2 separate regions of the Homo sapiens genome follow, and region 2 is linked to region 1. Evidence: chromatin contacts called from ENCODE Hi-C or POLR2A ChIA-PET data. All regions are on one chromosome and are shown on one strand. Each heading gives the region's core, a stretch centred on a gene start or an enhancer-like site at or near the end of the contact. The rest is flanking DNA. Distances are from core to core; before and after follow the strand shown.

Evidence for each region. Hi-C counts contacts between places; a loop is a spot of excess contacts on that map. ChIA-PET counts read pairs that join two places held with the same protein, here RNA polymerase II (POLR2A). Pooled maps may share reads with other maps.
Region 2: a loop to region 1 is called in a pooled map, with 1.8 times the contacts of the local background. The contact joins the enhancer-like site here to the promoter of CAPN2 in region 1. A Hi-C loop is called at or near these places in 1 of 168 maps with a recorded cell type or tissue (aorta) and 7 of 50 pooled maps. POLR2A ChIA-PET finds 5 or more read pairs at or near these places in 4 of 52 experiments (A549, AG04449, AG04450 and 1 more).

The regions. Positions count from the first base shown.
Region 1 is chr1:223,710,863-223,717,255 of GRCh38, forward strand. CAPN2 (calpain 2) reads left to right here and starts at 1,677. Exons shown (of 21, transcript NM_001748.5): 1 at 1,677-2,015. The coding sequence starts at 1,779. RefSeq lists enhancers at 1,274-1,323, 1,363-2,314 and silencers at 1,424-1,813, 2,024-2,143.
Region 2 is chr1:223,884,659-223,890,488 of GRCh38, forward strand. No RefSeq gene overlaps it. Among named protein-coding and RNA genes, the nearest start is that of TP53BP2, 42 kb to the left of the region's middle. RefSeq lists an enhancer at 3,206-4,405. Within about 2 kb of position 3,578, at least 14 of the 41 ENCODE cell types and tissues checked have a DNase peak (open chromatin) inside an H3K27ac peak, as active enhancers do; they include PC-9, where a contact is called at or near this core.

The DNA.
Region 1 (6,393 bases), core at 427-2,926:
AACCAATGTATTTCTTAAATGTACTTGACTGATGGCTCTTGCCTCCCTAACATGTATAAAACCAAGCTGCACCCCAACCACCTCGGGCACATGTCCTCAGGACTTCCTGTGTCACAGGTGTGCATCTTCAACCATGGCAAAAGAAACTTTCTAAATTAAATGAGACCTGTTTCAGATTTTCTGGGTTCACAAGAGCTATCTTGGACATTGGAAGATGTTCAGCGGCATCCCTGGCTTCTACTTAGTAAAGGCCAGTAGCACCTCATCTCCTAGCTGTGACCATAAAAACTATCTCCAGACATTCCCAAATGTCTCCTGGGGTGGGTAGGGGACAAAACTGCCCCCAGTTGAGAACCACTGCTGTAGACCATGCACAGTTTTCCAGTGAAACCCAAATTCTTCCCTACTACTGTAGAGAAGAAGAGGAGGTAATTTCTGCCCATCTGCATTTCTTGGCACGCACCCATGTCTCTGTGTGTGAGATGAGAATCACACCCTAGCTCCACAACAGAGTGGTCACAGTAGCCAACACAGGCAGTATTCTAAATGCTCTCTCCCTATAGTAACCCAACTAATCCTGCCAGTTAAATATGAGTTTCAGGTAAACAATGAATCATATTTTCTTTTAGAATAAGTATGTATGCCCATGCAATATTTGGGCCCTACATATACTTTAAAAGTATCTGTTGTTTATCTGAAATTCAAATTAAACATTTGGGAGGGTTGTTGTTTTATTGGCCAAATCATTTTATTTTATTTTATTTTTGATATGGAGTTTCGCTTTGTCACCCAGGCTGGAGCGCAGTGGCGCGATCTCGTCTCACTGCAACTTCTCCCTCCTGGGTTCAAGCGTTTCTCCTGTCTCAGCCTCCCGAGTAACTGAGATCACAGGTGCCTGCCACGACGTATTTTTAGTAGAGACGGAATTTCACCATGTTGACCAGGCTGGTCTCGAACTCCTGACCCCAGGTGATCCGCCTGCCTCCGGCCTCCCAAAGTGTTGGGATTACAGGTGTGAACTACCGCACCCAGCCTTATTGGCCAAATCTGACAACCCTATCTATAATCAAATAAACAGCTGAGCAGTAGTAATTGCAGCATTGTGATTGCAATAGGCCTCCGGTGGCTTAGAGTCCCTGTTCTGCCTGTGACTGTTGTGCCACATTGGGGACGTCATTTAGCGTCTCCGAGGCTCAGTTTTCTCATCTGTAAAATGGGGACAATATCAGCGCCTTCTTCAGAGTCGCTGGGAGGATTAAATGAGATGATGTATGCAGAGCCGTTAAGACGCTGTTTGGCACAAAGTTCAGGGCAGCTGGTTTAGTTTCCTCGACTTCACTACCTGACCCTCTGCTAACTCCCCGGGTGTTTTCCGGACGGCCACAACTATCCTAGCCTTCTTCCCTATGGGCTGCAAAGGTGGCCTCGGGTTCCGGTGGGAGCCCCAACTCTGGACCGCGATTCGCGAGCCTCCCCGGCGCCGGGCCGCGCCATCCCGGGAGCTGTCCGCAGATGGCAGCACCGGCCCCGGGTCGCGGCGTTCCCGGCGCTCGGCAGGCCGCAGGATGGCCTGGTCCCGGGCCGGGAGCCCAGCAGGCCGGGAGCGGCTGAGGCCACACCCCGCGGGCCGGGCCGCTTCCCTCCGGTGAATCATCGCTCGCAGCGGCGGCGCCCGCAGTGGCCGCAGCAGCGCGCCGGGCCCTGGCCGCGCCCCAGCCGAGCGCAGCGCGGAGTCGCCCCGACCTTTCTCTGCGCAGTACGGCCGCCGGGACCGCAGCATGGCGGGCATCGCGGCCAAGCTGGCGAAGGACCGGGAGGCGGCCGAGGGGCTGGGCTCCCACGACAGGGCCATCAAGTACCTCAACCAGGACTACGAGGCGCTGCGGAACGAGTGCCTGGAGGCCGGGACGCTCTTCCAGGACCCGTCCTTCCCGGCCATCCCCTCGGCCCTGGGCTTCAAGGAGTTGGGGCCCTACTCCAGCAAAACCCGGGGCATCGAGTGGAAGCGCCCCACGGTAGGAAGCGCGCGGCAGGACGCGGGCAGGGCGGGGTGCCGGGCAGGGCGGGGTGCAGGCCGGCCCGCGGCGCGCTGGGGCGGGGGGCAGCCCGGGTGCTGCAGTGGGGAAGCCGCAAGCCAGGACCTCGCAGTCCTGCGACACCTCCGCGCCGCCAGAGCCCGGGACTCTGTTCGAGCGTGGGGGGACTCCCGGGGCCTTCCCTCTCTTCCACCCACCACGCTTTCCTGGGCGGGTCGAGGCGAATCACTGCCCTCAGATCCCACTAGCAGGCCACTTTAGGACTTCACAAAAACTCAGGGTGATGCAGGAGGCCGGGGTGAAACTTTGATTGGACTCTAGCGGGGAGCTGGAAGGGAAGGGGAATCGGGTCTGCAGGGAAGGGACGGTGAGAGGCAGCATCTACCAGACAAAGTCCGTCTCCAACTGGGGTTCTGTCTGTTCATGGAGGGGGACAGGCCATAGCCTGGTCATTTTGTGACTAAGGATAGTCTCCTGCAGCCCTGGGGTTAGATTTATTTTTCCAAAGGGGAGCCAGCGATACCTCCTCATAACATTGACACTGGTAATTAACCCAGGACACGGAGGTGTCTCATGGTTTCCCTGGCGGGAATCACCCGGGAAACCTCCGGGAGCCCTCCAGACCCCCTTATCCCGTCCCCCAGGGTCTCTGACCTCCCGGCCCTGGGACAACTTGTGCTCCCCAATCTACTTGTCCATTCTGTTTCTTGGGGAACCCCTGAGGCTCCTCCTCCTTTGGGACACTTCCCCAGGCTTCCCCTACCACGCCTAGGAAAGCCTGCCCTGAAGTCCAACTTCTAGATTCCTGTTGTGAGAACAAGGCTTCCAGCTCTGCTTCCACACCCAGCAGCCTCCCAGGTCACCTTCTGTTACCCTAAATCCAGCCCATAGGTAGCAAGGGCTGCAGGAAGCGCCCTAGCCCAGACTCAGAGCACTTGGGTTCTTCTTCTTGCTAACCTGCTGGTGACCTTGAACGAGCCATTTAACCTCTCTGTGCCTCCATGTCTTCATCTAAAAGAAAACATGCTGCCTAAATATTTTCTCTCTTTTGTGGCCCACTAGGCCCTGCCGTCATGGCCTCCTTTCAGTCTCTCAAAGAGCCGGTTCTTTCCTGCATGAGGCCTTCTCACCAGCAAGGCACGCTGTTACCTGGAGTGTGGCTCACTCTCATTCTTCCCAACTTAGTCACATGTTCCCTTCCTAAAGAGGTCTTTTCTGACCCTTCTTAGCAGCCACCTCCCCACCTTGTTTTTCTCTGTCACCCCACTCATTTCCTTCATAGCATTGTCACAGTTTAGAATATAATCACATGTATTTGTTCTTCCTACTGAACTGCAGGAATCATGTGTATATTATTTACCAGTATATCCCCAGTGCCTGACACATAACCATGCCTTTCACAGTATTCATTCATTCATTCATTCATTCATTTACTCACTCATTTGACAACACTGATTGAGCACCTGTTACATGCCAGGCACTGTCCTGAGAGCTCAGGAGATACACCAGTGAACACAAAAGAAGTGACTGTTTGTAGAATATGGATGCAGGATTGTAATGTGCCTCAAATGAAATTATGGTTGTGAAAGTGATACGCTGACCTGACTCAGTGCCTCACACCTGTAATCCCAGCACTATGGGAGGCCAAGGTGGGAGGATCGCTTGAGCCAGGAGTTCAAGACCAGCCTGGGCAACACAGTAAGACTTGTCTCTATAAAAAAGTAAAAAAAAAAAAAAAAAAAGTGAAACACAAACCAAGAGAATGTGTTCACTTTACATTTGCATGGCACTTTACAGTTTACATAGTGAGTTCACATACTCATTCACTTATTCTTTCATTCATTCAGTAAGCATTTCTCGAATACCTACTATATGCTGGGCACAATGCATATGGTTTCTGCTTCTGAAGACTTACTTCTGAGGCTAGTGAGGGGACAGAGACAGGTCCCCCAACAGTTGGAAATGCCTGTGGGACTTCCAGATGAGGATGTAGAGGTCTAGAGATGATCTAGCGCCACTGCTTAGGGCAGGCGGGCTGTGCACTGCACAACTAAGGAAGAGTGTGACTTTTACGATCCCCATTTGCCAGTTGAAGAAATTGAGGCTTGGGAAGGTTAAATACTTGCTCAGAGTCAAGTGGATATAGGGCATAGATCCAGGACTGTGTGTAGTCTGTGCATGTTGAGCCTACCCCTTATGGCTGCGCTCTCTGCCTCCTTCCTACCTTCTCAAATGCTGCTGAGGTCAGGCAAGGGGAGCACAGTTGTTTCCGCTGGATTTGAACACTAGCAAGTCATTGGTGAGTTTAGCAGAGCAATTTCAATGGAAAGGTGAGAGTAGAAGCCAGATTGTTGTAGACTCCAGAGTAAAGGAACTGGAAATTAAGAACATGATCAACTTATTTAAGAAGGACCCCCGGGAAGAGAGGAGAACTGATAGGTAGAGTAGGACCTGGACTTTGAGAGCCTGTGTTTTTTTCATATGAGAACAACTTGAATGTGTCATATGTTGAATCACCAGGAAGAAGGGATTAAAGATAAAGGCAGGGAGGGGGCAGTGAAACAGGATCCCTGAGGAAGTGAGAATACGGGTTGTGGGCAGGGGAGGGGAGCAGGTTAGCCTTGCAGCAGGAGGAGCTGCTCTTCCTCGGAGAGAGGATTTCACAACACTGGCAAGAGTGGCTCCAGTGCCTGGAGCGGGGATTAAAGCAGTAAGTCCAGTGGGGTCCAAGGGCCATGCAGGGGTACAGTGAGGAGAAAGCAGGTGTGATCCGGGTGGCACATCAGATCCTTCCAGCAACCAGTCTGTTAGGAGCAAGGGCAGATGTTGTGAGCCCCTATGTTTCCCCCAAGAAAATCAAACCTCTGAGAGGTTTCTCACTTGCTTATCTTCAGCTGGCCGAACTCAGCCTCAAACCCATATGTCCTGTCTCCAAGTTCAGTGACTGTTATCATCAACTTCTTCAACAGTAATAATAATAGATCACATTTATGGAGTGCTTGCCAGGGCATGTTTACATCATTATCTCATTTAACACTCAGAACAATCCTCTGTGGTGGGTGTTTTCATCGTTCCCATTTTGCAGGTGAAAAAACTGAGACTTCAAAAGGTTAAGTGACTTCCCAGGGTCCTACGACCTACATAATAAGTGGCAGAGCCAGGATTCAAACCTAGGTTATCAGAATAATGCAGCAAAGCCCAAACCCTCAGCCCCTTTTCACTGACTGGTAAGACCCATATTTAATTCGATGCCCTACATGCCGTGCACAAGTTTCAGTTTTCTGAAGCATCGCTTAGATGCTTAGGTGTTTAGCACCACTCTGAACTCTGACTTTTCTAGAGAGGCTGCTAAAGGCATTAGAAAGTTTCTGAAGTATAATGGAAAAACCCTGCTGGAGTAAGTGCCTGGCACACTCAGGATTATCAGTGTGATTCTTTATAATAAACAGGCTCCCAGCACCAAGCCCAATCTATTCCATCAGCTGGATAAGAGCTCTCTGGCAGGCCTTGGGCCAAGCTGGCTTCCTTTGCCTCAGCAGAAGAGCATTCTGATTCTCTCTGCCATCCCCAAAACTGACAGGAGCAGAGAGAAACAAGGCAGAGGCATGAAGGGAATGTCCTCTGCGGCAGATGGTGCTTCCGGAAGAGCTCCCACAATCTGAGCTAGAATGAACAGGGGCTAGATCCAAGTCTCATATAGGCATACTTCTGCTTGACAGAGTGGGCATGCCGAGGGCCGTTGGGTGGAGGCAGGCGTGTGCAACCCAAGCAGACATGAGACGCAGCTCCTTCAAGGCAAGGTTGCCTGAGCCCAGAGAGGCTCAAATTTGTGCCCCAACTTCCTCTGTGGCTTTTGGGTGGGGCTCTTCAGAATCGAAACACACTCAGAGGGCTGCTGAAAGGGCTAAGAAGTGTTCAAGGTTGGCTTCCATCAGGCTGCTCATGACAATGGCCCCTGAGGTTTTAACACCCTTGAACGCTTGGTACTAAATCAATTAGAGGCAGGGCAGGAGCAGAAAGAGTTGGCGCATTTGATCAGTAAGTTCCAATGCCAGTGCTGTCTATTATCTGTGAACTGTGTTAACTTTGGACACGTCACTTCACCTTTTTGAGCTGTTTCCTCGTCTGTAAAAGGGGGATAATACCCATTCCATGAGGTAAAGCTTTGAGCACAGTCTCTGATGTAAGCAGGTACAGAATATATAGATGCTGTAAGTTTCATGGTCCCATGGAAGAATTCAAAAGGGTTAGATCCCGCCTGCCCTCAAAAGGGTATGTGTTAGGAAATCAGAGTAATACCTAAGTAGTAAATTGCAGAGTCCAGAGACTCTGGGACTCAGACTTGAAGGGATGAGTG
Region 2 (5,830 bases), core at 2,328-4,827, 180 kb after region 1:
ACCATCCTGTCTAAACAGTGAAACCCCGTCTCTACTAAAAATAGAAAAAATTAGCTGGGCGTGGCCGGGCGCGGTGGCTCAAGCCTGTAATCCCAGCACTTTGGGAGGCCGAGGCGGGTGGATCACTAGGTCAGGAGATCGAGACCATCCTGGCTAACACGGTGAAACCCCGTCTCTACTAAAAGTACAAAAAAATTAGCCAGACGTGATGGCGGGCGCCTGTAGTCCCAGCTACTCGGGAGGCTGAGGCAGGAGAATGGCGTGAACCCAGGAGGCGGAGCTTGCAGTGAGCCGAGATGGCGCCACTGCACTCCAGCCTGGGCGACAGAGCCAGACTCCGTCTCAAAAAAAAAAAAAAAAAAAAAAAAAAAAAAAAATTAGCTGGGCGTGGTTTCGGGCGCCTGTAGTCCCAGCTACTCCGAAGGCTGAGGCAGGAGAATGGCGTGAACCCGGGAGACAGAGCTTGCACTGAGTGGAGATGGTGCCACTGCACTCTAGCCTGGGCGACAGAGCGAGACTGTCTCAAAAAGAAAAGAAGGGGTCAGAAAAGGGCTTTCTGGAAGAAGTGGTATGGTAGGCAGAATTCTAAGAATGACCTCCCCGCTCCCTCCGCCCCGCCAATGTCCCCTCACCCTCGTATAATCTCTTCCCGTTTGAGTACGGACAGACTCTGTGGATATGAAGAGATATCACTCCCAGGATAATGTCTTACATGGCAAAGTGAGGGCTTGTCCAGGTGGGCCCAATCTAATCACATGACTCATTTTAAAAGCAGAGTTTTCTTCAGCTGGTGGTAGAAGAAGTCAAGGAAATTCAGTGTGAGGGGGGATTTGACTTGAGGAAGGTCCTCTGTTGCTGAGATGGAAAAGGTCCCTGGAAAGACCTGGAGCAACTCCTGCCCAACAGCGGGCAAGGAGACAGGGACCTCATTTCTACTGAATCTGGCCAACAACCTGGAGGAGCTTGGAAGCAGATTCTTGCCCAGAGTCTCCAGGTAATAGCACAACCCAACTGACACCTTGATTTCTACCTCGTGAGACCCTGAGCAGAGAACCCAGTTGAGCCTACTATGACTTCTGACCTCTGGAACTAAAAGGTAATAAATGGCTGTTGGTTTAAGCCACTGTCCTAGTCCACTTGTGCTGCAATAAACAGAATACCTGATACTGGGCATTTTATAATGAACAGAAGCTTTTTGGCTTACAGTCCTGGAGGCTGGGGAGCCTAAGGTCAAGGCGCCAGCAGGCTTGGCATCTGGTGAGGCCATTCTCTTCTTCCAAGATGGTGTTTTTCCTGCTGTGTTCTCTGGAGGGGAGGAAGGCTGGATCACATGGCGGAAAGTGGAAAGGCCAGGAGAGCGAGCCCACTCCTGAAAACCCTTTTATTAAGACATTAAACCCACCCATATGTGTGAAACCCTCGTGGCCTAATCACCTTTTAAGGCCTTACCTCCCAATACCATTACAATGGCCGTTAAATTTCAACAGGCATTTTGGAGGGGACAAAGATTCAAACCACCGCAGCTGCTACATTTATGGTAATTTGTTACACAGCAATAGAAATGAGTACAGGTTACATTTGAACTGTCCCTTGAGGGATGGATTGCATTTCAAAGTATAGAGAAGAAGAGGAAGAAGCTCTTTAGACAGAGCTCCAATTGGGCATTTTTCAGTCTCCTAGATAATGAAGCCTTCATTTATTGAGTGCTTGCAATTTATAGAGCATATCTATGATATCATTTTACTAACTTCTCACAACTCTGTGAAATATTTATTATATCTCCACTTTACAGAGAAATAAACAACAGTCAAAAAGGTAAAGTAACCTGAGCCAAGTTAGTGGAGGAGGCTGTAATTAAAACCCAGGTCAGTTTCATTCCAAATCCCACCCTTTTTACTACATAAGCCTGACCTACCTGGGGGCTTGGTGGCTGAAGAGTGATATGCCACCGAGGAGACAGGTCAGCACTGTTTCCTTTGGGTCAACGGCCCTTAATCTCTTACCTCAGCCTCGTGATTACATGGGGTTTTCCATGTTTGTTTTCTAGAACAGAGTCAAATGGTTTGCTTAAATCATTGCAGATCAATAAACACGTTAACTCTAAAACAAGTGCACACAGTGTGACATTACCTCCCATCTCCACCTGTTTACTCTGTTTCCTGAGATGACTCATCCTAGCTGGTCCTCATCCATGTATCAGCCTGCCAGCAACCCTGAGGGCATTCATTCACCCTCAGTTGTACCTACTTCCATCCTCTGGGATTTCCACTTGAAAGACCTTCTGCCTCAGTGTCCACACATTGCAGGCTCACTCTGTGAGGGGGTTGCAGTGGGACTAAAAGGGGATCTCCACCATGTGATTGTCTTTTTTTTTTTTTGAGGCGGAGCCTCGCTCTCTCATCTGGGCTGGAGGGCAGTGGCACCATTTCGGCTCTCTGTAACCTCCCCCTGCCCTGGTTCAAGCAATTCTCCGGCCTCAGCCTTCTGAGTAGCTGGGACTACAGGTGCGCACCACCATGCCCAGGTAATTTTTGTATTTTTAGTAGAGACGGTTTCACCATGTTGCCAAGGCTGGTCTCAAACTCCTGAGCTCAAATTATCCTCCCACCTTGGCCTCCCAAAGTACTGGGATTACAAGTGTGAGCCACCGTGCCCGGCCTACCATGTGATTTTCTAAGATGTTCTTAGGGAAACATATTCACACACACACACACACACACACACACACACACTCCTGCAACGTGGTGTATATAATGCTGGAAGTAGCGTCAGAGATTAGGCATTAGTGAAGAGTCCCTGAGTGAGACCAGAGAAATGTGAGCTAAAGATTCATAATGGAAGCAATGGTCAAGGGTAATGACCTGGCCCACTCTTTGTAGCAAAGCTACCTACTACTTTTGTGAATGAAGCAACTGGAAATCAGACAACGCCGGGCATGATGGCTCACACCTGTAATCCCAGCACTTTGGGAGGCCCAGGCGGGAGAATCATTTGAGCTCAGGAATTTAAATGAGGGGAATACAAGGTGTGTTGCAGGAGTTTGTGTATTCTCTAGAATGTTTCTGTAGAATGACTTGCCCTTCTTCACTGTGGCTGCAGAAAAGACAGTAATCAGGGCTTCTAGAAAAGGGGATCATGTTGCTTTCCCAACATAAATAACAGACTAGTCAACTTGGAAAAAAATTCAGGGAAGCTGAAATCCTTCCCAAGCTCCTGATTTAATCAACAGTATTAGCTGAGACAGTAATCCACCCCTCAAATTCTGCAACATTTGACTCTGTATCATCTGCCAGGCCAACAGAAATAGCCCTTGACTGTAGCATTAATCAACGGCACTAAAGCCATCTAAAAAAAGAATGTGTCTGAGAGGAACTGAGCTAGGAAGAAAAAATAGATACAAGGAGACAAAAGTTGTCGAAAGCATCTAGCCCCGTCCGAGACTCTGCATCTGGGGTCACTGAACACACAGCCCCGTCACTGGAGAAGTATTCTCTGCTGAGAAGAGATTTTCCATCAGGCTTTACGGGAACGCAGGTGACGTATACCCTACAGCCATGGTGCTTTCCTTTCCGGTTTCATGCTTAGCAAAGAGCCCTCTGATTAATGATGCGTCACCCGAGAGCCCGTCCACTAGAAATGATGGCAATGTTCCTCCTAAGGGCACAGATTGGTGACCCAGGCAATCTGTCACTGTAAGGGGAAATCCCTGTTGCAAATCATTCTGCTGGAATTCTGATGAACATGTCTACAGTCAGCTCAGCACACAGCAGGGTGGATGAAGTTTCCTTCATGAAATCCAGGCTCAGAACCTAAAAAAATCCAAGGGTTGAGCCAAGCCCTTCAGAGGTATTTGGGGCCCTGTGTGTGACCCATTAGATTGCCATTAGTAACAAGCCCACCCCTCCAAAGAACCCCTTTCCACATCAGAATGCTTAGAAGTCACACCTGTGTCGTAATGATACCATTTGCAAAGACCTTGCTTGGAAGTAATTTTTCAGTATTTGGTTGCCCATGAAAATATCTGATTTTTTTTCCTTCCACCCACAATGAATGTAGTCCATAACACATACAAATACACACACACATTTTCACTCTTCCTCCTGCTTTACCAGTTTTACACATCTCTGCATCAGGACCCAAACTTGAGCACTCAGGATCTCAACCACAGTTGAGATCTCTTCTTCACTGTCATCCCGGCACATCAGTTACTTAAAACAACCCAATTTCAAGAACTGATAGACCTTCATTTCTGGACACACCAAAAACAAGCAAATTCCAGAGGATCAGCTTCAGGGTGGCAGAATGGAAGGAGTAAAAGCCAACCACGGGGCCAGGTGCAGTGGCTCACACCTGTAATCCCAGCACTTTGGGCGGCTGAGGTGAGCAGGTCACCTGAGGTCAGGAGTTCAAGACCAGCCTGGTCAACATGGTGAAACCCCGTCTCTATTAAAAACACAAAATATTAGCCAGGCATGGTGGCGGGCGCTGGTAGTCCCAGCTACTCGGGAGGCTGAGGCAGGAGAATCACTTGAACCCAGGAGGCGGAGATTGTGGTGAGCCAAGATTGCACCACTGCACTCCAGCCTGGGTGGCGAGTGAGACTCCGTCTGAAATAACAACAACAAAAAGCCAACCATGGGATCTGTGGCACAGCTCTCACTTCACCATTAGCTCACCCAGGACTGGCAAGGGAGTGCCGACTGGAGAATCTTATCCTCTGTTCCTTAGCTGTTTACATGTATAAAGCCTGAGGGCTTTGCACCTAATTAGGGTTTCAGAGCTTTGTTTTTCTCTCAACTAATTACATTTGCCTTGTGGGGAAGAGCCTCTGTCCAGGAGGCATTGCTCTCTGAAAATCTGTCTCAGCCCAGCAACAGGTGCAAGAAGGTGAACAGCTCCTCTCCCCACCAATGCGGTGAGATGCCGAGCCAGGCCCTGGCTTCTTCTTGCTCCTCTCCTTTCATTATCTCTAACTCCAGTGTCAGCCCTCAAGCAGTCCCCTGCTTGGTCACCCCTGGCAAGGTGGGGAATGTTCTCTTAACCTGCAGCTTTCTCCTTCGGGAACAAAGCGCAGCCTCTTAGCAGCTAGCAATCAACTCCTGTGCTCGGGGCCTTCCAGCCAGGCCTTCTGCAGTGCACCCTGGTAGGGGGTAAATTATCCTGAGCTTGGAAAATGTGACTGAAATCACCTCTGACAGAGGGAAATGGGTTTTCATAAAAGACGTTTCCTCACCTTCGGTTGCAACTCAATTCAACTGACCATTTCCCACCCTGGATCTCAAAAGAAATTTCTGCTTTGCTTCTGGGTATGAGCCTGGGTGATAATGAAAGGTACTTAGGAAGCCAGGCCTATTGAAGCAGCGTAGCCCTCAGAGGGGCATGGCTGACTTGGCTAAGAGTAGGACAGGGTGTGGGGTTGAGGAATCCATGGGGACTCAGGGCATCCTGTCGCAGACACAGGAGCTGACCCAGCCACAGGGTCACAGGACAGCCTGTGTCACCACAGTCTCTGTGCAGAGTCCAGAGTTCACAAATGAGATAAATGGACATTTGCTGACTGGGGTAACTCAGCATCTATTCACCCTATTTCTGGGAAAAGCCTCAATTTACATGTGGGAATGGACCACCCCCTTATTGTTATAGGAGTTATTAAGAAATTATTTTAGGCAGATAGAGAGGAAAAGAGGTCCTTGGGAAGTTTTTGTTTCTTTTAAAGCAGATCCAGAAACCTTTCTTGTCTAACAGGAGAGCGCCAGCTCTAAGAGCCACTGGCAAGCTTTGATATGCAAATGCAGGCCACTGGAAACTGAGTCCACCCAAACATGGAGAT